Regions from separate parts of the Homo sapiens genome. Here region 2 is linked to region 1. Evidence: read pairs that join two places in POLR2A ChIA-PET (ENCODE). Cell type or tissue: GM12878. All regions are shown on one strand. Links, peaks and the distances in the headings refer to the core of each region. The heading gives the core; the rest is flanking DNA. Region 1 overlaps ZNF92 (zinc finger protein 92). Region 2 overlaps LOC105375334 (a long non-coding RNA gene).

Region 1 (12,408 bases), core at 2,764-10,763:
TCTCAGTATCACTTTTTGGAAAGAATCTTTTATGCTGTGCTCTGGCCAAACATCTTGGGCAAAATGAGAACACATAACTGAAAAAAATAAAAATAACAAGTTACTTCACTTACTAGACTCAGATGAATATACTTTACAAATTTAACCTATAAAATTGTACAAACTACAACATAAGCAAGATGGCATAGCAAAATGCAAGCCCTAATTCCTTACAGAAATATAAATGTAACAAAAATATACTGACCAAAATACATTTGTGGAAAAGCTATAAATGAGTTAAATGTGTACAGTGCCCCAGGTGAGAACAATGCAAAGAGCTACATAGAAGGAAAAGAAAACTGTGTTACATTTACCCAACACAGCTCTTCCTGCTCCTCAATAACCTAGTGTCTTCAGCAACAAATTGCCAACTCCCGGTTTCTTTTTAAAAGACAAGAAAAATACTGGCACATACATCTTTATTTTTGGCCTCTAGGGGCCTTTCAAGACACTGGTTTCTGTCTCCCATGCCATAAAGTGCTGAAGGAAATGGTGGTATACTTTGGAATGACAGTTTGTCTGCTGAGACCAAAGGTAAACATTACAGCAGCAGAGAGAATGCAGCAGCACCACAGACAGCGAACACGTGTAGCAACTGATTACCGACTTAACAAAAAACACAAATGAACTCCTTTAACTAAAAAGTAAACACAAAATTTCAGACAAGGCACATCCTAAGAACATGTTTGAGAGACTCCCGGAATCTCTAGCCAAGACAATTGGTTTAAGACTATGCCAGGACAAGGCTACATAATAAAGATTGTAATAGGCAGCTTTTTTTTAATGTCCAAATCTCAATCAAACATTACAATGTATACAAAATATTAGGGCAACATGGCCCTGTCAAAAAAATATAAAATTTTTAGAAAGCAACCATAAAAAATAAAGTTATAAAGAAATTGAAAATAAACTGAATAATATTCAATGAGTGAAACAGAAACACAGACGATTTCTGAAAATCAGATAAATGAGGATAACAAAAATATTCAAAATATCGACACCCCCTCAGAAATTGTGGAGGTAAAAAATACAAAAAGAAACTGAAAAATAAAACATGAAGAAGCTAGACAAACTAGGATACACAAAAAGATACTTATAACAAACACATATATAAGCACAATTTCAGAAGTTACAGACAAGAAGAGAGTCTTGGGAGCTGCAAGATAAAAGTAATGCATCATTTATGTGCATACTCTTACGAGATAACCAGTGAACTGTCAACAAAAATTTTGCAGGCCATAAAGAAACTGTGTGATGTAGTCAAAGTCCAAAACAAAATTATAACACAGAAGGTAAAACTTACTGGCCACCATCAATTAAATCAATATATTCATGGGAGAAATCTTAGAAGAATATAGAAAAAAAAAAGTAGTACAGAGGATACTTGAAGATAAAAAAGGCTGAGAACTTTCAAATTTTGACGTAATAAGAGAAAAAATATTCCTAACCAATAACTTGGTTAGAAATTGTTTTACTTTAAAAACAAGAAAAAAATAGATTTTCCAAAATAAAAGGTAAGGGTGTTTATTATCCCTTGCACAGTCCTACAGGAAATGCTACATGGTGAGCAGGCACCATGGCTCATGCCTGTAATCCTACAGCTTTAGGAGGCCAAGGCAATCAATCACTTGAGACCAGGAGTTCAAGATCAGCCTGAGCAACATAGTGAGACATTGCATATACAAAAAGAGAAATGCTAAAATGACTCCATTATGTTGAAAAATAAAATAATGCTGCACAGCATCATAAAACCATATATAAATATAAAGCTCTCTATTAAATGTAAATATAGACACACACAGAATTCTTTACTATCATAATGATGGAGCATCAAACCCTTAAAGTTCTCCTATAGAATATGAGAAACAAAATATAAATCTGAATAAATCTGTTAATAGAAACACAATATAATTTGTAGTATTAGTAACAAACTAGAAAATGTTTTAACTTTAAGATGTTTTATATAATCTTCATTTTTCAAGATGATTACAAAGATAATATTTATAGAAACTATGCAAAACAAAAAATAAAGCAGGTCACTATGAGATTAAACAAAAATTCAAGGAGTAAAACAGGAAATGAGAAAAAACATATCTAAAAAACACAAGAAACAATAACAATGAAACTGGTAATAGTAACATCATTTCTTTAAAAAATCATTTTAAATATAAACTAGTTAATAAAAAGAAATGTAATCCCAGGACTTTGGGAGGTCAAGGTGAGCTGATCACTTGACTGCAGGAGTTTGAGACCAGCCTCAGCAACATGGCAAAACCGTCTTTACAGAAAATACAAAAAACTAGCTGGGTATGATGGCACATGCCTGTAACCAGCTACTTGACAGGCTGAAATGAGAAGATCATCTGAGTTTGGGAGGTTGAGGCTGCAGCTCATTGCCATGATCACACCACTGCAAACCAGCCTGGTTGACAGAGTGAGACCCTATCTCAAAAATAAATAAATAAGAAAGCATACAATATACTGCCTAAAAGAGATCCATTTTGGCACTAAGTCAAATAGGCTGAAAGTAACAGAATGAAAAAGATCTATATCTATACAAATTGCAACCACAATTGGGTGAGGCAGTCATAATTATATCAGACATATATGCTTTAAGTCAAGTACCAGCATGAGATAAAGACTGATATTATATAATTGTAAAACGGGTCAATTTACCAGGAATCTATAACTACCATAACTGTCTACTCTTTTAATAAACTAGCTCTCACTTGAATTGATGGAGTGTAAACTTTTTGATTACCAAGAGGATAGTGCCAAGCCATTCATAAGGAATTTGCCCCCATGACCCAAGCACCTTCCTCCAGGTCCCACATCAAACATTGAGGATTACATCGCAGCATGAGGTTTGAAGAACATGAACATCCAAACAATATCATAGACCAACTAGGCTTAACAGACATGTACAAAACTTTCTAGTCAAAAGCAAGGGAATACACAATATTCTTATTTGCAGCTGGTGTATTCTGTTAGGACACATACCAAGTCTTATTAATATAAGAATACCAGCTGGGTGCAGGGGCTCATGCCTATAACCCAACACTCTGGGATTTCAAGGTGGGAGGATGACTTAAAGCCAGAAGTTTGAGGCCAGCCTGGGCAACACAGTGAGAATCTGTCCCTACAAATGATCAAAATATTAGCCAGGCATGGTAGTGCATGTCTGTAGTCCCAGCTGTTCAGGAGGCTGAGGAAAAGGATCACTTGAGCACAGGAGACTGAGGCTGCAGTGAGACAAAATTATGCCACTGCACTCCAGCCTGTCTCAGAAACAACAATAAATAAACTTAAGACCAAAATAATAAATGGTATGTTTTCTGACCAAAACTGAAAGAAACTAGGAATTAAAAGAAATGTGAAAATAAAACACATTCTTCAACATATTTTTGCTCAAGGGTCAAAAAACTTCATTTTGGGCCAGGCACAGTGGCTCATGCCTGCAATCCCAGCATTTTGGGAGGCCAAGGCGGGTGGATCACCTGAGGTCAGGAGTTTGAGACCAGTCTGGCCAACATGGTGAAACCCCGTCTCTACTAAAAATACAAAAAAATTAGCTGGGCGTGGAGTCAGGCACCTGTAATTGGGAGGCTGAGGCACGAGAATCGCTTGAACCTGGGAGGCAGAGGTTGCAGTGAGCCCAGATCGCACCAGCCATTGCATTCTGGCCTGGGCAACAAGAGCGAAACAACGTCTCAAAAAACAAACAAAAAAACTTCATTTTGTTAAGATGTCAATACAACCTACAGTGGTAAAGAAATTCAACATAATCTCTATAAAAATACTATAGCACAGTTTTTAACAGAAATATTGTCTAAATTTTTAAAATTTGATTAAAATCTATAACTATCCAAACACCCATGAAAAAGAACAAACAGCCATTATACTTCCTGATTTCACAACATATTAAAATCTACAATAACAAAAACAATGTGGTACTGACACAAAGACAGATAAAGAGATGAAAGAACAGAATAGAGAGCCTAGAAATGAACCCTTCTATATATGATCAAATGATCTTCCAAAGTTGCCATGAGCACACAATAGAGGAAAGATAGTCTCTTCAAAAAATAATGGTGAAACTGGACATTAACACTTATAAAGTTTGATCCTTTCCTTGAACCATATACAAAAAATATTTTAAATAAAATACTTAGACATAAAAAAAACTAACAAATCTCTTAGGAACAATATAGAGGAAAGACATTACATTGGTCTTGGCACCACTTATGATATTAATGCATGAGCAACAAAGAAAAGAACAGAAAAACTGAATTACGCTATACTTCAAAATTTTTACACATCAAAGAAAACATTCAAGAGAGTGACAACGTCCCCTAGGAAATAAGTGAAAATGTTTGCAAATCACATGTGATAGGAGCTAATATTCAGAATATATAAACAACTCTTCAAACTGAACAATAAAGTTGAATAACTTGATGAGAAATGAAGATATGAAGAACAGAAATGAAGAAATAATTGAACTTTATCATATAAAGTTTATCATATAAAGTATCATATAAAGTTCAATAATATTGAATTTTAAATAATTGAATCTTTATCAAGAGATATATATACATGGGAAAAAGCATTTGAAAGGACAGACAAAATTACTAACTTATAGAGAAATGCATAAAAAGCACAATGAAAAACAAAATCACCTCATACCAGTTAGAATAGCCACTATACATTTTTTAAAAGGCACCAAATCTGTTGATGCAATGAAAATAAAACCCATGTTATTTTTTGGTGAAAAACAAGGATGTAGCCATTATTTTAAAATATTATATACATGTTTCTCAAATAATTAAAGATGGAATTGTTATTACTGTATCCCATTTATGAATCTATATCCAAACTATGCAACATAGGATCTTAAAAATATATTTGAACATCTATGTTTATTGTACCAGTATTCACAAAAGCCAAAAGGCTGAAGCAACCCAACTGTCTTCTTGATTTATAAACACATCAAAAAATATAACATACAAATACAGTGGAATATTTTTCAGCCTTAAAAAAGAAAATTGTCACATTTTAAGATAAACTTTGAGAATATTTTGTCACCTGACATAAGCCAGTAACAAAATGATGGATACTGTGTGATCCCACTTATATGAGATATCTTAAACAGTCACACTCATAAAAATAGTAAGTGGAAGGGTGTTTGTCAAGGGCTGGAGAGAAGGTAAAATGGGCAGTTATTGCTTAACGGGTACTGAGTTTTAGTTTTACAAGATGTAAAATTTCAAGAAGTCTTTTGCATAATGATGTGAATATAGTCAACATGCCTGAAATGTACAGCTTTTTGGAGACAGGGTCCCACTTGTCACCCAAGCTGCAGTGCAGTGGCACAATTAAGGCTCACTGCAGCCTCAAACTTCCAGGCTTAAGTAATCCTCTCCCCTCAATCTCCCAAGTAGCTGGGACCACAGGTGACAACCACCATGTCAGGCTATTTTTTTGAAAAGTTGTAGAGAGAGGGTCTCCACATGCTGTCCAAGCTGGCCTCAAACATTTGGGCTCTGGCCGGGCACGGTGGCTCACTCCTGTAATCCCAGCACTTTTGGGAGGCTGAGGTGGGTGGATCACCTGAGGTCGGGAGGTGGAGAACAGCCTGACCAACATGGAGAAACCCTGTCTCTACTAAAAATACAAAATTAGCCAGGCATGGTAGCACATGCCTGTAATCCCATCTACTCAGGAGGCTGAGGCAGGAGAATCACTTGAACTCAGGAGGCGGAGGTTACGGTGAGCTGAGATGACACCATTGTACTCCAGCCTGGGCAACAAAAGCAAAACTCCATCTCAAAAAAAAAAAAAAATGTGGGCTCAAGTGATGCTCCTGTCTTGGCCTCCCAAAATCTGAGGATTACAGATGTGAGCCACCACCATGCCTGGCAATGAAATGTAAACTTAAATAGATTTAAGATGGTAAATTTTAGGTTATGTGTTTTTACAACAATTATTTTTTAAAAGAAAAACTAAAAAAAAAAAAAATAGAATTACAAATATTTCCAAAAATTACCTTCAAATTACAAAAATGTTTCTCTTACCCAAAGGAAATTATACAATATTTATCATTAAACACATGGTAGAAAGACTATTTCCATGACTACTCACTTAGACAAAACAACCATTGAAAATCAGCTAAGAAAGAATATACACAAGATATGCCATAACCAAAATTAAAGTCATATTAATAGATAAAAACACACACATATATAATCAGACTATGATGGACATATGGCTGACTTATTTCCCAGTTAAACCCAACATTCACTTAAAGTGTACAAACAGAAGTGCAAATTGCTAAAACCGTAAAAACAAGAAACAAAAACTGATAAGAAACCTACACTAAACAAAAAACACTAATATGGAACTGTAAAACATTAAAAGAAATGTTTACTCATAAAACCTGGTTTGCAATATTGATGTACCATTAAAAAGAATTTGTCTAGATAACTGCAATATTTGAGTGTAACTGTGTACTCATGGAAGGCAAGTATTTGAATCACTGGCATGCACTGTATGGCAGTAAAATTTCAGAGAAAATGCAGTATAACCATACATAGAAGATTCTAATAAAAAACTTAATAAGTAAGCATTTTTAAAAATTGAGATAATTTTTATGTTTTAAATATATGCTATTCTTACACTAGATGAAACTGCTGCAATCCAACTATAGAAGCAAAGAATAGCCTTACGTTGCCAAATAAAGAAAAAATTTTTATTTTGCTGAATATGGTTAGTGCCTCTGATAGATAAAACAAATATTTGGGGGATACATTATGTTATTACTTAGATATAGGCTAAAAAGTGGGTGAAAATACTATTCCTTTTTGCCTGCCGCAAACTTAAATTTATAAGTAACTATTTTAGTAATTATGGAGTAAATTATCTAATTTACTTCAGGCATAACATGTAAATTCTAGCATATTGTCCCAAAGGTCTGATTCTAAAGTTACAGACAAATTTGAAATAGAAAATAGAAAGTAAAAATGTATAGGAAGAGTGACATCAGGAAGATAGGACAATAAAAGTTGCCTTATTTTGTTATCCTCCAACAGCAAGAAAATTTGTCAGCCATCCCTCATAAAAAGGCCTTTTGAGAGAGCCAGGCATCATGGCTCACACCTGTAATGAAAGCTTTATCATACATTGAGGTTGGAGATTGCTTCAGGCCAGGATTTCAAGACCAGAATGGGTTATGAAGCAAGACCCCATCTCAAAAATAAGCGCCTTTAAGAGAGCTTTGAGATCCAGGGAGGGAGTTGTGAAATGCTAAACCCAAGATTGAGGAGTGTTGTTTTTAGAAGGCAGGCCCTCATTCAGGCGGCAAACTAAAGGACTCCTGTTCTTGGCTACAGACCAGAAAATGGCCCACCAAACTTGGTCCCACTGAGAATTCTGAACTTACTCTGCAACCATCCCAAACTTCTCCCAGCCACAGTCTGGAAAAGGTCCTGCCCTTCCAGCGGCCTGGAGGAAGACAACCATTTATAGCCATGCAGGCAGGCCGGCTTGCAGACCTTGGCCTTTACTGTGGTCTCTGAAGCAGTTTAATGACTCAGTTCCAACTCTCTGAGCCACAGTTTATGGCCAGTTATATCTACACAGAAACCTACACAGTGGCCTGGGGAAATCCTCTCTGGTACTCAGTGAAAGCCACACTCATCCACATCCTGATACAAGGTCCATTATATGCAGACCCGACTACAGAAACCTGCCCTAGTGTCTGCCCGACAGAGCAAAGTCCTGGAGGATATTCAGTCTGTCTAAAAATAAAATGGAAATTACAAATACCCAAGCCCCTTGTAATAAGCCAGTAAAGGTGGACCCTAGTGTAGACCCAGCAGCCTTGTGACCAAGCTACACCCCTCTCCACTACAAACCCAGAGGGCATCCCATCACCGTGGGAACCCAACAAAAGATCTTTACCTTCTAAAACCAGTTTATAAAAACCTGAAGAGCTGTTTGCTCCTTCAAATTTACAGACACCAATGCAAAACTATATTGTGCCAATGTCAATGCTTCCATTTTAACATAGCACTGGAATTATGTGGCAAAAGAATTTAAAAAATTTAAAAAGCCATTGACATTGAAGACAGATAGGTAAAAAGTTGCTGTTTGTAGATCACATAATCTTATATAGAGAAAATCATAAACATTTAAACATGTCTAAACTAATAATAAATCAGCACAATATGAAATTAACATACAAGTTATGGTTCCATACACTTAAAATAAGCTACATGATATAAAAGAGGAAAAAAACAATCTTATTTGTAATACCATTAAAATAATACATTTCTCCATCCTGGCTAACATGGTGAAACCCCATCTCTACTAAAAATACAAAAAATTAGCCAGGGATGGTGGTTCGCACCTGTAGTCCCAGCTACTTGGCAGGCTGAGGCAGGAGAATGGTGTGAACTCGGGAGGCGGAGCTTGCAGTGAGCCGAGATTGCACCACTGATCTCCAGCCTGGGCAGCAGAGTAAGACTCCGTCTCAGAAAAATAATAGTAATATTAATAATAAATTTCTGGGCTAGGCACAGTAGCTCACACCTGTAATCCCAGCACTTTGGGAGGCCGAGGCGGGCGGATCACAAGGTCAAGAGATCAAGACCATCCTGGCCAACGTGGAGAAACCCCATCTCTACTAAAAATACAAAAATTAGCTGGACGTGGTGGTGCATGCCTATAGTCCCAGCTACTCGGGAGGCTGAGGCAGGAGAATTGCTCGAACCCAGGAGGCAGAGGTTGCTGTGAGCCAAGCTCGCGCCACTGCACTCCAGCCTGGCGACAGAGCGAGACTCTGTCTCAAAAAAACAAAAAGAAAAGTAGTTTAACAGAGTTTCTCAAAATTATGCAGCTATTTGTGTGTCCTCAAAAGCAATGGAAAAGTAGTCAGATTGTGCAGTCTCTTCCTCCCATGAAAAGGACTTTGGCTCTCACTGTAAACTTGAAGAAGATCACCTTAGAAAATTTAAAAGCATTAGACAGAAGATGCCCCTATGTGAGAGCAAAATAAAAGTTTCAGGCTTCCCAGAAACTATTTTTTTTGGAAACAGCTTCCCAAATTACATTTTAAAGACTGAGGCCAGGCGCAGTGGCTCACGCCTGTAATCCCAGCACTTTTGGAAGGCTGAGGCGGGCGGATCACCTGAAGTCGAGAGTTCGAGACTAGCCTGACCAACATGGAGACACCCCGTCTCTACTAAAAATACAAAATTAGCCAGGCATGGTGGTGGGTGCCTGTAATCCCAGCTACTCGGGAGGCTGAAGCAGGAGAATCGCTTGAACCTGGGAGGCAGAGGTTGCAGTAAGCCAAGATCACACCCTTGCACTCCAGCCTGGACAACAAGGTCAAAACTCCGACTAAGAAAAAATGACTGGCCTTCTCCTTGACTTTTGGACCTCTCATTTGTGTTGTCTGTTGTATTAACTGTCACCTACCTGGGGTTTTGTCTACCATCTCATGTCTCTTCAGATTCCAGGGCTCTTTTCCTTGCTCCAGCCAGGTGATCAGGTCTGGCTTAGAGACAGCAATACCTGTTTTATTAAAAATAAATAACATAAATCTTGCTCATATTCTCCAATTACCAACATAGTAATATGCTCAGTAAAGAGGATGCAATAGATTAATCTAGTAAATTAATCCCCAAATACTAATTTATGACAAATATCTAAATATTTTAAATTTGTAGATTTTTTTTTTTAAAGACAGAGCCTCACTCTGTCACCCAGGCTGGAGTGCAATGGCACGATCTCAGCTCACTGCAATCTCTGCCTCCCGGGTTCAAGCGATTCTCCTGCCTCAGCCTCCTGAGTAGTTGGATTACAGGCGCCCACCAACACGCCTGGCTAATTTTTTTATTTTTAGTAGAGACAGGGTTTCACCATGTTGGCCAGGCTGCTCTCGAACTCCTGACCTCAGGTAATCCACCCACCTCAGCCTCCCAAAGTGCTGGGATTACAGGCATGAGCCACCACGCCCAGCCTACATTTGTAGATCTTTAATTTTATTTAATACTGCCCAGTACTACTAAATGAAAAATTGGTGGTAGCAACAATATTTTATGCCAATAAATTTCTGGAATTACCACTAATTTAGAGTGAAGGATATAGATCAGCTCAGGAATGTGGAGAGTTCAGGTCAAAATGAAACATCTTGAAGAAGTTCTTTTCTATACTGACAAATCTCTGTTTTCTTGAAAACTGGGATCTGAAACTCATTTATGCAAAGCATAAATTACCAAAAAACATTTTACAAAGAGGAGAAATGAAACTTTTAGAGCATTGTGTATTGTGTATTGAAGTTATCCTCACCAAGGAAGACCAGGTTTCTGTAGTTCTCTAACATCACATCTCTATATAAATTCCGCTGCGCAGTGTCCAGGCATTGCCATTCCTCTAGAGAGAATTCTATTTTCACATCCCTAAATGTCAGTGGTCCCTGAAAAACACACACACACACACAAACACACATATGTTTACTAAGTGGCCATGGGCAGAATTTTTTATTTGACTTAAGGTGAAATGAAAGAGTAAAGAGAACAAGTTCTGACTTACAGGAGTGACTGAAATGATCCAATAAAATAATTTTCAATACAGAAATATTTTCTAATGTATTCTCTAACTCTGAGAAAAGAGAATGACATAAGATCCATAACACCAGTGTATACATGATACTTTTCTGGATGATAAAGTATAAAATTAAGGGCATGAACACAAACGTACATTTCTGAGTGTATATGTTTCAGATGGAAAAGACATGGAGTTAGAAGTGACCTCTCAAATTTTAATGTGTATGATAAACTGAAGATCTTGTTATGCATATATTTTTTCAGAACATCTGGAATAAAGTCTGAGTTTCTTAATTTCTAAGAAGATCACCAATAATGCCAATGATTTTTGCCCAAGAAGATTATTTTGTCAAGCATCCAGTAAGGGGGAGGAGTGTGGGTTTTCCCAGTTTTTCTGACCCATAAACAAAGACGAGAGCCTTCATTTTCCAAAGACAGATATATGCAAAGAAAACCTAATAAAGAAGGGCAGCTGCCAGATTAACTGTAATGGTTTATGCACATCAGCTGCATAAAGATACTTAATAACTGGCTGGGCCCAGTGGCTTATACCTATAATCCCAGCAGTTTGGGAGGCTGCGGTGGGCGGATCACCTGAGGTCAGGAGTTCAGAGACCAGCCTGGCTAACATGGTGAAACCCCATTTCTACTAAAAATACAAAAAATTAGCCGGGCATGGTGGCGCGTGCCTGTAATCCCAGCTACTCAGGAGGCTGAGGCAGGAGAATTGCTTGAACCCAGGAGGCGGAGGTTGCAGTGAGCCGAGATTGCGCCATTGCACTCTAGCCTGGGGAACGAGAGTGAAACTCCGTCTCAAAAAAAAAAAAAAAAAGAAGAAAGAAAACAGATACTTAATAATCGAGAGAAAAATTACTAACTCTATAGTGAAAAAATCTGTCAGAGAGCTCTTTAACCAAGTGAATCATTAATATCAACTGAACTAGGACAAATTTTTATAATGTGCTGATGAACAGAAGGACACAGCATCACTGCTGGGATATTACTTCCCCAAAAAGTAAATTATAGCCTGAATTTAACCATAAAGAAACATCCATTTTATGCAAAGTTTGAGATACAGATATCTCCCATGTTCTGCAATTTTTAATAGTAATTTTAAATAGTCTTTCTTTAGCACCCTAGACAACATATATCTCCTAATAATTTTCTTCAGAACTTTCTGGGTAGTAAATGCCATCCTGTTTCAAAAAGCATTTTCTTAATCCTGTTCTGCATAGAGCTAATGGAGAAGACAGATGAAACCTCAATATTACATGTTCTCCTTGACTAAGGACCCCAGCTTTTCCCCAATAGGAATCTTGAGTATATTCATCCTCCCATATTCAATAGTCACAAAGGGAACATTTTTAAGATCATAAATTCATGGTGAGAATTCTACATGGCATATAAGAAGCCATGATGTAGAGAAGGCTCCAGTATATAGGAAGAAATATTTGCCTGGGTGCGGTGGCTCATGCCTGTAATCCCAGCACTTTTGGGAGGCCAAGACAGGCAGATCACAAGGTCAGGAGTTCGAGACCAGCCTGGTCAACACGGTGAAACCCCGTCTCTACCAAAAATACAAAAATTAGCCGGGCATGGTGGCACGCGCCTGTAATCCCAGCTAGTTAGGAGGCTGAGGCAGGAGAATTGCTTGAACCCGGGAGGCAGAGGTTGCAGTGAGCCAAGATCATGCCGCTGCACTCCAGCCTGGGTGACAGAGTGAGATTCCTTCTCAAAAATAAATAAATAAAAATTTTTCAGA
Region 2 (12,408 bases), core at 2,829-10,828, 96 kb after region 1:
GGTACGGTGGCTAACGCCTGTAATCCCAGCACTTTGGGAGGCCAAGGTGGGTGGATCACCTGAGGTCGAGAGTTCGAGACCAGCCTGACCAACATGGAGAAAACCGTCTCTACTAAAAATACAAAATTAGCCAGGCATGGTGGCGCACACCTGTAATCCCAGCTACTTGGGAGGCTGAGGAAGGAGAATTGCTTGAACCCGGGAGGCGGAGGTTGTGGTGAGCTGAGATCGCGCCATTGCACTCCAGCCTGGGCAACAAGAGTGAAACTCCATCTCAAAAAAAAAAAAAAAAAAGTCTAGGGCCAGGTGTGGTGGCTCATGCCTGTAATCCCAGCACTTTAAGAGGCTGAGGTGGGTGGACTGCTTGAACCCAGGAATTTGAGATTAGTCTGGGCAACATGGTGAAACCCCATCTCTAGAAAAAATACAAATGTTAGTTGGGTGTGATGGTGTGTACCTGTGGCCCCAGCTACTTGGAAGGCTGAGGTGAGAGTATTGCTTGAGTGCGGGAGGATGGATTGAGTCTGGGAGGTGGAGGTGGCAGTGAGCTGAGACTGTACCATTGCACCCAGCCAGGCAGCCAGCCAGACAGAGTGAAACTCTGTCTCCAAAAAAGATCTATTGCTTAAGCTAATTTTTAAAAAATTTTATTTTTCAAATATACTTTGAAAGCAATGACTCTTTAAAACATTATCTAAAGATTTTATACTCAAAATACCATTATAGTTTAATATTTCTGTTGCAAAAAATTTTACTTCTTGGCTGTGTTCTAAAGTTTTATATCTAAGGTATTTTTAGAAACATTTAGTTCAAAAGAGTGACGATACTGTGGTCAACATGTGCAAGATTTTAAATGAGAAAATAACCATTTTATATGCTGTGAAAAAAATCTCATAGCTGTAACTGGTTAGAATTGACATGAAGGCAGCTGTCTTAATGCAAACACATACAAAGAAACAGACAAGCAGAGCACCACTGTGGTTTGCACCAGGCAAGATAAGGAGAAGAGGGAAGGCTGATGCAAGTGTGGTTAAGGACTGAAGCTTAGGTGGTCCCAGGAAAGCCTCGCTGAGAATTAGGTTTTAGTAATTAAGTAATGGAGGGCAAGTGAGTAGTTATGCAAAGAGTAAATAGAAAGATGTAAATTTTATTTGCTGTAGGATTAAGATGTTGATGATCCTACTAAACTATTAATTCATCCAGTTCAATTATTGGCATAATCTTATCATGACTGTTATCTCAGTTAACTACTCTACATTAATTATTTTAACTTCCAAGTCAGGTTTATTACATTTGTAAGCTTTTCCATACCAATGAACAGCTTTTATTTTCTTGTTTTACCAACTGTATCTTTTAATATTCCATTTAGCCTTTGTGTGTAGATGGTCAGCTGAGAAGCCGGGACCCTAAAATATATGGCCTACAGATGTGGGTTGTACCCCATTTGCAGCTAGCCGAATGTTCTTTAAGCTGTCAATCAGAGAGATGTGGATCTTAGAAGGGCTATAGCTTTTGCTTCTTTTTTGGAGACCTTAATTACAGCTATAAAGGACTTCTTGGTTGTGGTCTCACGTGTGTTTATTTGTGTAGTTCTGAGACATTTATTAAGGTATCCCTTTGATTTAAAATTTTGATATATGTTAAGAATGTGATTAAAAAAATTGTTTGTATAGACTTCTCTCCTAAGCTAAATAAGATATATATCCAAAGAGAAAATAATTAAAACATTTCGGGCCAGGCGCAGTGGCTCACACCTGTAGTCCCAGCACTTTGGGAGGCTGAGGCGGGCGGATCACGAGGTCAGGAGATCGAGACCATCCTGGCTAACACGGTGAAACCCTGTCTTTACTAAAATACAAAAAATTAGCCGGGCATATTGGCGGGCACCTGTAGTCCCTTCTACTCAGGAGGCTGAGGCAGGAGAATGGCATGAACCCGGGAGGCGGAGCTTGCAGTGAGCCGAGACTGTGCCACGGCACTCCAGCCTGGGTGACAGCGAGACTCTGTCTCAAAAAAAAAAAAAAAAAAAAAAAAATTCAAAGGCAAACAGTTTTAAATAACGACTATCCTACACCTCTAGTAAAGAAATATGCCCCACCTCCAAAACTTATTTATTAGTAGTGTAAATTTCAGAATAAAATAGCCAAGAAACAGAAATGTTTGCTATTTATGCAGCTAAAACCCGGCAAAAATATTTTAAGAACCCTATAGTCAAAAGTTTACTTAATTGAAACTGATATTTAGACTATATATGGACACATACATTTATTTGAGGTCTCTGTTCTCTCCATAAAAGCTTCTCAGTCAACTAAATTTACCACTTCTTAAACTCCTGCTATCTATATGAACTCCTCATTTATCCTCTTGTTGACATATTTTTTGCCAAGGATAATCTAAAACATTATTGGCTTTTTGATAAAGAAGATATTTTCAAACTGGCTGCTCTAGAATTAGTTTTTTCATTTACTATGTTCTGTCAGTCCTTCCTTTTGCCACTTTTGACACCATATAAGGGGCCCTAAAGGAAATTTCTAGAGGCCCAGGGACCCTTTGAAGAAGACAGAAAGGACATAAGGGACTCTGTTTTGGCAGAGTACTTTTATTTTTTCTCACAGAGCTCCAAGGCTTGTGCAGGTGGAAAGGTTCCTCTTAGGTGTAAGCTCTAGTATATTTTTAATTGAACTCCTCAATCTCTTTGAATTTTAAATGCATCCATGTGTACACACATAAGTTATGTACTGTATCTACATATATGCATATGTTTATACCTCTGTTTGTATAGTATCCATATGGTACCAAATTAACTTAAAGATAAACAAGGGTTTGTAAATTAAATAAATAAGTCCAAATATTTTTCAAGTTCACACTACTTGAGCAAATTATTTGGTAAATGTAATTAGTTTAATATTGTTGCATTAATAAAAACAATTAGCTTCTGACTTACCAGCAAAATATGCGTGTATTTCACTGTAAAGCTATTGCCTCTTATAATACTTGCCTAACATACAGTAATATGAAATTAGCTAACATTACTGACATTAGCTAACACTACTGACATTAATTACTAAATATAATCATATACTTTTGGCTTTTTATTTCAGAGAAACAAAAGCTATCTAGATATTAGTAAATATGTTTTGTTCCAAACTGAAAAACTGTCCAACTAGAATTATGTTTCTAAATATTATAAAATGTGTATTTATAAATTCTTTTTTTGGGGGGACAGAGTCTCTCACTGTCGCCTGGGCTAGAGTGCAGTGGCACAATCTCGGCTCACTGCAACCTCCACCTCCCAGGTTCAAGCGATTCTCCTGCCTCAGCCTCCCAAATTGCTGGGATTACAGGCGCCCGCCACCACACCAAGCTAATTTTTTGTATTTTTAGTAGAGACGGGGTTTCACCATGTTGGCCAGACTGGTCTCCAACTCCTGATCTCGTGATTCGCCCACTTCGGCCTCCCAAAGTGCTGGGATTATAGAAGGAGTTAAACTTTCTTACTTCTTAGGTTTTTATACTATGAATGAACATCATTAGGATTTAAAATTCTTACTAACATGGTGATTGAAACTAGAAATAAAGAACAATTCTATATACAGTGTGTATAAAGAAAATAAGATATGTCTGTTGGAAAAAAGATCATATTGAAAAAGACATGAGGATTGTGGTTTTTCTTAAAGAAACAGTAATTTTGCTTAATGTAGAAATTATTTAAATGTTTTCTTAAATTGAAAAAAGAAAAAAATGAGATAGAACAATTAAATGGGTATAGAAATTGAAGAAAGAAAAAGAATAGAAAAAAATTATAAGAGTTTATAAACGATTTATAGAGGAGCATGGTGGCTCAAGTCTGTAATTCCAACACTTTGGGAGGCTGAGGAGGAAGAACTGCTTGAGCTCAGGAGTCTGAGACCAGGCTGGGCAACATAGGGAGACCACATCTCTACAAAAAAAATTTAGATACTAGCTGGGCATCGTGTTGAATGTCTATATTCCCAGCTACTGGGGAGGCTAAAGTAGGAGAACCCCTGGTGGGGTTGAGGCTGCAGTGAGCCATGATCACACCACTGCACTTTCAGCCTGGGGGACACAGTGAGACTCTGTCTCCAAAAACTAACAAATAGAAAAACCAAAGTTTTATAAAAAATCTTATTATGGGCCAGGCATGGTGGCTCATGCCTATAATCCCGGCACTTTGGGAGGCCGAGGCAGGTGGATCAGCTGAGGTCAGGACTTTGAGACCAGTCTGGCCAACTTGGTGAAACCCCATCTCTACTAAAACTACAAAAATTAGCTGGGAGTGGTGGCGGGCACCTGTAATCCAAGCTACTTGGGAGGTTGAGGCAGGAGAATCTCTTGAACCCAGGAGGTGGAGGTTACAGTGAGCCGTCATCACACCACTGCACTCCAGCCTGGGCGACAAGAGCAAAATTTCATCTCAAAAAAAAAAAAAAAATCTTATTATGAGCGGTCAAAGCTGACTGAGATTACACTGATCTGTTTATGAGATTTTATTGAAATTAGCTTTAATTTTAATCATACAATCAATTGTATCAAACATGGGATACAATTCAGTTTTCTTTTTTTAAACAGAATTTTTGTGAAGTATTTTTAAGCAATAATAAAAGACCTGGGGTTCACCTTTTGAGTAAACTGTGTAAAATAAAAAAGAAAATGACCAAATTTCTTTGACAACTGCATCTTTAATCTGACCATATTAAGTCTTGTACAATTTCTTCTTGGGGAGTTTCTTCTGAGCTTTCCAGAGACCAAGAAATGCACTTCACTGGGCAAACAGTTTATTGTACTTTTAACGTATGGCTGCTTTTTAAAACTTTTTATTGTGCATACCACCCTCTGTACTCTGGAGTGGTGTCTCACTAAAAATTTTAAATTAATTCAAGATTCTGGCTGGGCGCAGTGGCTCACATCTGTAATCCCAGCACTTTGGGAGGCCAAGGCATGTGGATCACTTGAGGTCAGGAGTTCAAGACCAGCCTGGCCAACATAGTGAAACCCCATCTCTATTAAAATTAGCCAGGCGTGGTGGCAGGCACCTGTAATCCCAGCAACTTGGGAGGCTGAGGCAGCAGAATTGCTTGAACCCAGGAGGCGGAGGTTGCAGTGAGTCGAGATCGTGCCACTGCACTCCAACCTGGGTGACAGAGCAAGACCCCATCGAAGAAGAAGAAGAAAGAAAGAAAGAAGAAGAACAAGGAGGAGGAGGATGAGGAAGAAGAAAGAAGAAAAAAGAAGCAGCAGCAGCAGCGAGATTATAATGGTAATTAAAAAGTTACCCAAAAAAAAGTCCAGGGCCAGACCGATTCATACCTGAATTCTATAAGACAATTCAAAAAAAAAAAAAAAATGGGTACCAATCCTATTGACACTATTCCAAAAGATAGAGAAAGAGGAAATCCTCCTTAAATTATTCTATGAAGCCAGTATTACTCTAATACCAAAACCAGGAAAAGATATAACAAAAGAGAAAACTGCAGACCAATATTCCTGATGAACATAGATGCAAAAATCCTCAACAAAATACTAGTTAACTGAAACCAACAGCATATCAAAAAGGTAATCCACCATGATCAAGTGGGTTTTATACCAGGGATGCAGGAATGGTTTAACATCCACAAGTCAATAAATGTAACACACTGGCCGGGTGCGGTGGCTTACGCCTGTAATCCCAGCACTTTGGGAGGCCGAGGCAGGTGGATCATGAGGTCAGGAGATCGAGACCATCCTGCCTAACATGGTGAAACCCCGTCACTACTAAAAATACAAAAAATTAGCCAGGTGTGGTGGCGGGCGCCTGTGGTCCCAGCTACTCGGGAGGCTGAGGCAGGAGAATGGCATGAACCCAGGAGGCAGAGCTTGCAGTGAGCCAAGATCGCGCCACTGCACTCCAGCCTGGGCGACAGAGCAAGACCCCATCTCAGAAAAAAAAAAAAAAAAAAGTAACACACCACAAACAGAATTAAAAACAAAAATCACATAACCGTCAAAATAGATGCAGAAAAAAAGCATATGACATAATCCAGCATTGCTTTATGATTAAAACCGTCAGAAAAATCGGCATAGAAGGAAAATTCCTTAAGGTAATAGCAGCTGTCTATGACAAACACACAGCCAACAATATACTGAATGGGAAAAAATTAAAAGCATTCCCCCATGAGAAGTGGAACAAGACAAGGATGCCCCTTTCACCACTTCTATTCAACAAAGTACTGGAAGTCCTAGCCAGAGCTATCAGACAAGAGAAAGAAATAAAGGGCATCCAAATCAGTAAAGAAGAAGTCAAACAGTTGCTGTTTGCTGAGGACATAATTGTATATTTTGAAAATCCTAAAGACTAATCCAAAAAGCTTCTAGATTTCATAATGAATTCAGTAAAGTTTCAGGACACAAAATTAATGTACACAAATTAATAGCTCTGTTATATACCTACAGTGGCCAAGTTGAGAATTAAATCAAGAACTCAAGCCCTTTTACAATAACTGCAAAAATAAAATAAAATACTCAGTAATATACTTAACCAAGGAGGTGAAAGACCTCTACAAGAAAAACCACAAAACACTGCTGAATGAAACCACAGATGACACAAACTAACAGAAACACATCTCATGCTCATGGATGCATCGGTAGAGTTAACACTGTGAAAATGACCATACTGCCAAAAGCAATCTACACATTCAATGCAATTCTCATTAAAATACCACCATCGTTCTTCACAGAACTAGAAAAAACAATCCTAAAATTTATGTGGAACCAAAACAGAGACTGCATAGCCAAAGCAAAACTAAGCAAAAAGAACAAATCTGGAGACATTATGTTATCTGACTTCAAACGATACCATAAGACCATAGTAACCAAAATAGCATGGTACTGGTATAAAAATAGGCATGTAGATCAATGGAACTGAATAGAGAACCCAGAAATAAAGCCAAATATTTACAGCCAACTGATGTTTAACAAAGCAAACAAAAACATGAAGTGGGGAAAGGACACCCTATTCAACAAATGGTGCTGGCATGCCACACATAGAAGAATGAAACTGGATCCTTATTTCTCACCTTATACAAAAATCAACTCAAGATGGATCAAAGACGTATATCTAAGATCTGAAACCATAAAATTTCTAGAAGATAACACTGGAAAAATTCTTCTAGACATTGGCTTAGGTAAAGACTTCATGACCAAGAATCCAAAAGCAAATGCAACAAAAACAAAGTTAAATAGATGGGACTTAATAAAACTAAAAAGCTTCTGCAAAGCAATAGAAATAATCAGCAGAATAAACAACTCACAGAGTGGGAGAGCTTCACAAATTATGCATTCAACATCGGACTAATATCCAGAATCTACAAGGAAATCAAACAAGTCATCAAGAAAAAAAACAATCCCATTAAAAAGTGGGTTAAGGAAATGAATAGACAATTCTCACAAGAAGATACAGAAATGGCCAACAGACATATGAAAAAAAGGCTCAACATCACTAATGATCAGGGAAATACAATTCAAAACCACAATGGGATACTAACTTACTTCTGCAAGAATGGCCATAATAAAAAAAATAGATGTTGGCATGGGTATGGTGCAAAGGGAACACTTTTACACTGCTGGTGGGAATGTAAATTAGTGCAACCACTACGGAAAACAGTGTGGAGATATATAGATCTACTATTTAATTCGGCAATTCCACTACTAGGTATTTACCCAGAGGAAAAGAAGTCATTATACTTAAAAGGCACTTGAACACGCATGTTTATAGCAGCACTATTTGCAATTGCAAAACTGTGGAACCAGCCCAAACACCCATCAATCAACAAGTGGATAAAAGAAATGTGGCTGGGTGTGGTGGCTCACACCTGTAATCCCAGCACTTTGGAAGGCCAAGATGGGCGGATCACTGGAAGCCAGGAGTTTGAGACCAGCCTGGCCAACATGGCAAAACCCCATCTCTACTAAAAATTCAAGAATTAGCTGGAAATGGTGGCTCACGCCTGCAGTGTCAGCCACTCAGGAGGCTGAGGCATGAGAATTGATTGAACATGGGAGGTGGAGGTTCCAGTGAGCCAAGATCACACCAATGCACTCCAGCCTTGATGACAGAGCTAGAATATGTCTCAAAGGAAAAAAAGGAAGAAAATATGGTGTATATTATATATACACACACACACTATGGAATACTACTCAGCCATAAAAAAGAATTAAATTAATGGCATTCACAGCAACTTGGATGTAATTGGAGACCATTACTCTAAGTGAAGTAACTCAGGAATGGAAAACCAAACATTATATGTTCTCACTCATAAGTGGGAGCTAAGCTATGAGAATGCAAAGGCATAAGAATAATACAATTGGGCTTTGGGGAATTAGGGCAAAGGGTGGGAGGGGGGTGAGGGATAAAAGACTACACATTTGGGTACAGTGTACATTGCTTAGGTGACAGGTACACCGAAATCACCATTAAATAACTCATTCATGTAATCAAACACTACCTGTCCCCCAAAAACCTATTGAAATAAAAAAATAGTAACACTGAAACCCCAAATTAAGTTCACGCATAGTCTAAATGAAGCATTTACAATCCCCTATATGCTCCCTGAATTACGAACACTGAAGGAGCATTTTTTTTTCCAGTACCATGATTATGGAGTCATGCTTTCTCCATTTTTAAAGCATAAGGCTATCTAATAAACATTACTTTTGAATAAACTTACAATTATTCTGATAGAAGTTATTTTCACTTTTCTGATATCTGAATTATCAAATAATATTTGTCTTCTATGTCTTCCATCACAAAAAGTACCCAACATTACAAAGATATGTCAGTATTTTAAAAACCTGACCATTTTATTATACTTAAGGAGCAATTGGTGAAATAATTTGGAAACTTCAGAATATTCCTTGTACTTTAATATAGAAGAATAATGATCTGAACATATATATTTTTACATGCATTACTGTTTTATATTCAAGTATTTTTCTTTATATTTTCTTTATATATTTTACATTTGCCATTAAACTTTCCTTAAAACAAACTGACATTAATAATTTTTACCTAATATAGAATGGCCTTTCATGGCCCTGAGGCAGAAAAAACAGACCTCATATTTTTATATAAACACTAGGAATTAATATATAGCATCGACTATTTGAGAATTGAATTATATCAATAATACTTGCTTTTCAAAAATTTCAAGTACTGCCAGTGTCAATAATATATCCATTGAATATGACAGAACATCAATGTTCTTGCTTGATTGAAAGAAATAAGCAAATAAATTATCTAATTGCCTTGACTTTATATTATTCTCTGTAATAAATACTCTGGTTTGATGTAAAGTCTGAAAATGTTCGTGCTTTAGTCCTTTCTTGTGTAAATCTTCTGACACATTTATACTCGAGTTTTATTAAATATTTCATCACATTTATTACATCTGTGAAGTTTCTTTCTGTGTGAACTCTATGGTGATTTCTAAGTTCCATATTTTAGATAAACTCTTTTCACATCAATTACTTCTATAGAGTTCTAATATGAATTCTCTTATGTTAAGTAAGGGTTGAGTAGCAACCAAATAGTTTGTGGCATTTCAATAATTGCAGGGTTTCTCCCCAGTATGAATTTCTCTGGTGTTGAGTAAAGTGTAAACTATGGTTAAAGGTTTTGCCACATTCTTTCAATTGGTAAGTTTTCTCATCATTACGGATTATCTCTTTTTTTTTTTTTTTTTTTTTTTTTTGAGATGGAGTCTCGCTCTGTCACCCAGGCTGGAGTACAGTCGTGCGATCTCGGCTCACTGCAAGTGCAAGCTCCGCCTCCCGGGTTCACGCCATTCTCCTGCCTCAGCCTCCAGAGTAGCTGGGACTACAGGCACCCGCCACCACGCCCGGCTAATTTTTTGTATTTTTAGTGGAGACGGGGTTTCACCGTGATAGCCAGGATGGTTTCGATCTCCTCACCTCGTGATCCACCCGCCTCGGCCTCCCAAAGTGCTGGGATTACAGGCGTGAGCCACCGCGCCAGGCTATCTCATGTTTTTTTAGATTTGATTATTAACTAAGAACTGTCTCACATTTATTGTATCTGAGTTTTATCCAATATAGATTCTCTAATGCTGAGTATGTTTTGACAACTGGCTAAAAACTTCTACACATTTATTATATTTGTATGACTTCTCTGAACATTGGTATTCTGATGTATAATAAAGATGAAGAACTAATAAAAGACTTTCTCACACTTTCTACATTTGTAGTGGTTCTCTAGAAAATGAATTTTCTAATGTTTTCTAGGGATTAAGCTTTGGCTCAAGGTTTTATCGATTTATTGCATTGCTAATTTTTTTCTTCAATAAAAATATCTTGGTAAATATATAGCGTAGAGCCCTCCCTACTGGTTGTCAAAGTTGTATTATATGTGTGACGTTTTCCACAATTATCTATTCCATGATATTGGCTAAGTAATACTTAATGGGTAAAGACCTTCTCATATTGACAAAATTTGCAGATTATGGCAGAAGAAGGTATTTTTTCTTGGTGAACACCTTTTAACAAGGACCCATTAAACTGATCATATTTAGAAATATTCTCATTTTGAAATATTTGCTTTTCAGAAATATTTTAATGTTTAATCCAGTCTTATATTTCAACTCGTTCATATGATTATTTTGAACATAGTCTAGATTACTATTTAGATTTTCTAAGTTTTATTTCAAAGAAAAATATGTTTCAAAATTGATATTAATATTTGTAGAAACACATGGTACGGGGCCAGGTGCAGTGGCTCACACCTGTAATTCCAGCACTTTGGGAGGCTGAGGTGGGCGGATCACGAGGTCAGGAGTTCGAGACCAGAATGACCAACATGGTGAAACCCTGTCTCTACTAAAAACACAAAAATTAGCCGGGAGTGGTGGCACATGCCTGTAATCCCAGCTACTTGGGAGGCTGAGGCAGAAGAATAGCGTGAACCCAGGAGGCAGAGCTTGCAGTGAGCCCAGACGGCACCACTGCACTCCAGCCTGGGCAACACAGCAAGACTCCATCTCAAAACAAAACAAAACAAGAAAACCACACGCACACATACAGTACAGAAAAAGCAATTGACATAAATTGTGCTGTCTTCGGAATACTTTATGTTCTTGACCTCTTTTAGCAGTGGTATGTTTGGTATAGGTAGTTGTCCTACATTTGGTATAGCCATCGTAACATCTATTGTGTTCTTCACACTTACCCTTTACTCTCCCACTCTCCTTAAGGGTAAATTCTCAAGGCCACGGTTCCCATATCTTCCCAATACTACTTTTTGAAAAAAAGCTTCTAGGGCCATACGTGGTGGCTCACACCTGTAATCCCAGCATTTTGGCAGGCTGAGGCAGGTGGATCACTTGAGGTCAGGAGTTCAACGTCAGCCTGGCCAACATGGTGAAACCCCGTCTGCACTAAAAATACAAAAAATTAGCCAGGCATGGTGGCCAGCGCCTGTAATCCCAGCTACTCAGGAGGCTGAAGCAGGAGAATCGCTTGAACCCGGGAGGCGGAGGTTGCAGTGAGCCGAGATCACGGCATTACACTCCAGCATGGGCGACACAGCGAAACTCCATCAAAAAAGAGAGAAAGAGAAAAAGAGAGAGAGAAAAGAAAGAAAGAGAAAGAAAGAAAGGAGGGAAGGAAGGAAGGAAGGAAGGAAGGAAGGAAGGAAGGAAGGAAGGAAGGGAGAAAAGAAAGAAAAAAGCTTCTATGCAGTGCTTTCTCAACATATCTCAGGTATAATGAGAAAACATATCTGAAAAATATTTTTAAATTTTCCAATTACTAGATTGAAGTAAATATACTACATAAATACACAAAACTAGGCCAGCTGCGAACAGCACCATAATAGTTGAATCAAAAACCTGAGATCCTTTTTTCTCAACATATGAACTTTATTTTTATTTTATTTTATTTTTAAGATGGAGTCTCACTCTGTCACCCCAGCTGGAGTACAGTGGCACAATCTCGGCTCACTGCAACCTTTGCCCCCGGGTTCAAACAATTCTCCTGACTCAGCCTCCCGAGTAGCTGGGACTACAGGCGCCTGCCACCACAACCAGTTAAGTTTTGTATTTTTTAGTAGAGATGGGATTTCATCATGTTTGCCAGGCTGGTCTCGAACTCCTGACCTCAAGTGATCCACCTGCCTTGGCCTCCCAAGTGCTGGGATTACAGGCGTGAGCCACCGTGACCAGCCAATATATTAACTTTAATGACAACAGGGTGAACAAAACCAGTTGAGTTTGCAACACCTCATGTGAGCAGAAAGCCAAGAATAACCACATTTAGAAGATTTGTTACATTCTGCACTACAGCACCGTGCAGTTAAACAAATCTTCCCACTTTCTGTTTCTCCCTGAGGAAAAACTAAAA

The links. ChIA-PET counts read pairs that join two places held together with the same protein. Peaks named below come from ENCODE experiments on the same cell type or tissue, not always from the same donor. Only the 100,000 strongest peaks of a DNase experiment are listed, where the experiment ranks them.
Region 2: POLR2A ChIA-PET joins it to region 1 with 6 read pairs; 3 of 35 experiments call an interaction of 5 or more read pairs at or near these places.

Annotation. Positions count from the first base shown.
Region 1 is chr7:65,386,010-65,398,417 of GRCh38, reverse strand. ZNF92 (zinc finger protein 92) reads right to left here. Exons shown (of 4, transcript NM_152626.4): 2 at 10,390-10,516; 3 at 9,517-9,612; 4 at 1-77. Among named protein-coding and RNA genes, the nearest start is that of ZNF92, 18 kb to the right of the region's middle. In GM12878, for the core only: no CTCF peak of the experiment used is centred there; DNase peaks (open chromatin) are centred at 7,687 and 10,336; H3K27ac peaks cover 1,558 bases.
Region 2 is chr7:65,289,808-65,302,215 of GRCh38, reverse strand. The region is part of intron 1 of LOC105375334 (a long non-coding RNA gene); the gene reads right to left. It also overlaps the pseudogene LOC100419781. Among named protein-coding and RNA genes, the nearest start is that of ZNF92, 78 kb to the left of the region's middle. In GM12878, for the core only: no CTCF peak of the experiment used is centred there; a DNase peak (open chromatin) is centred at 6,598.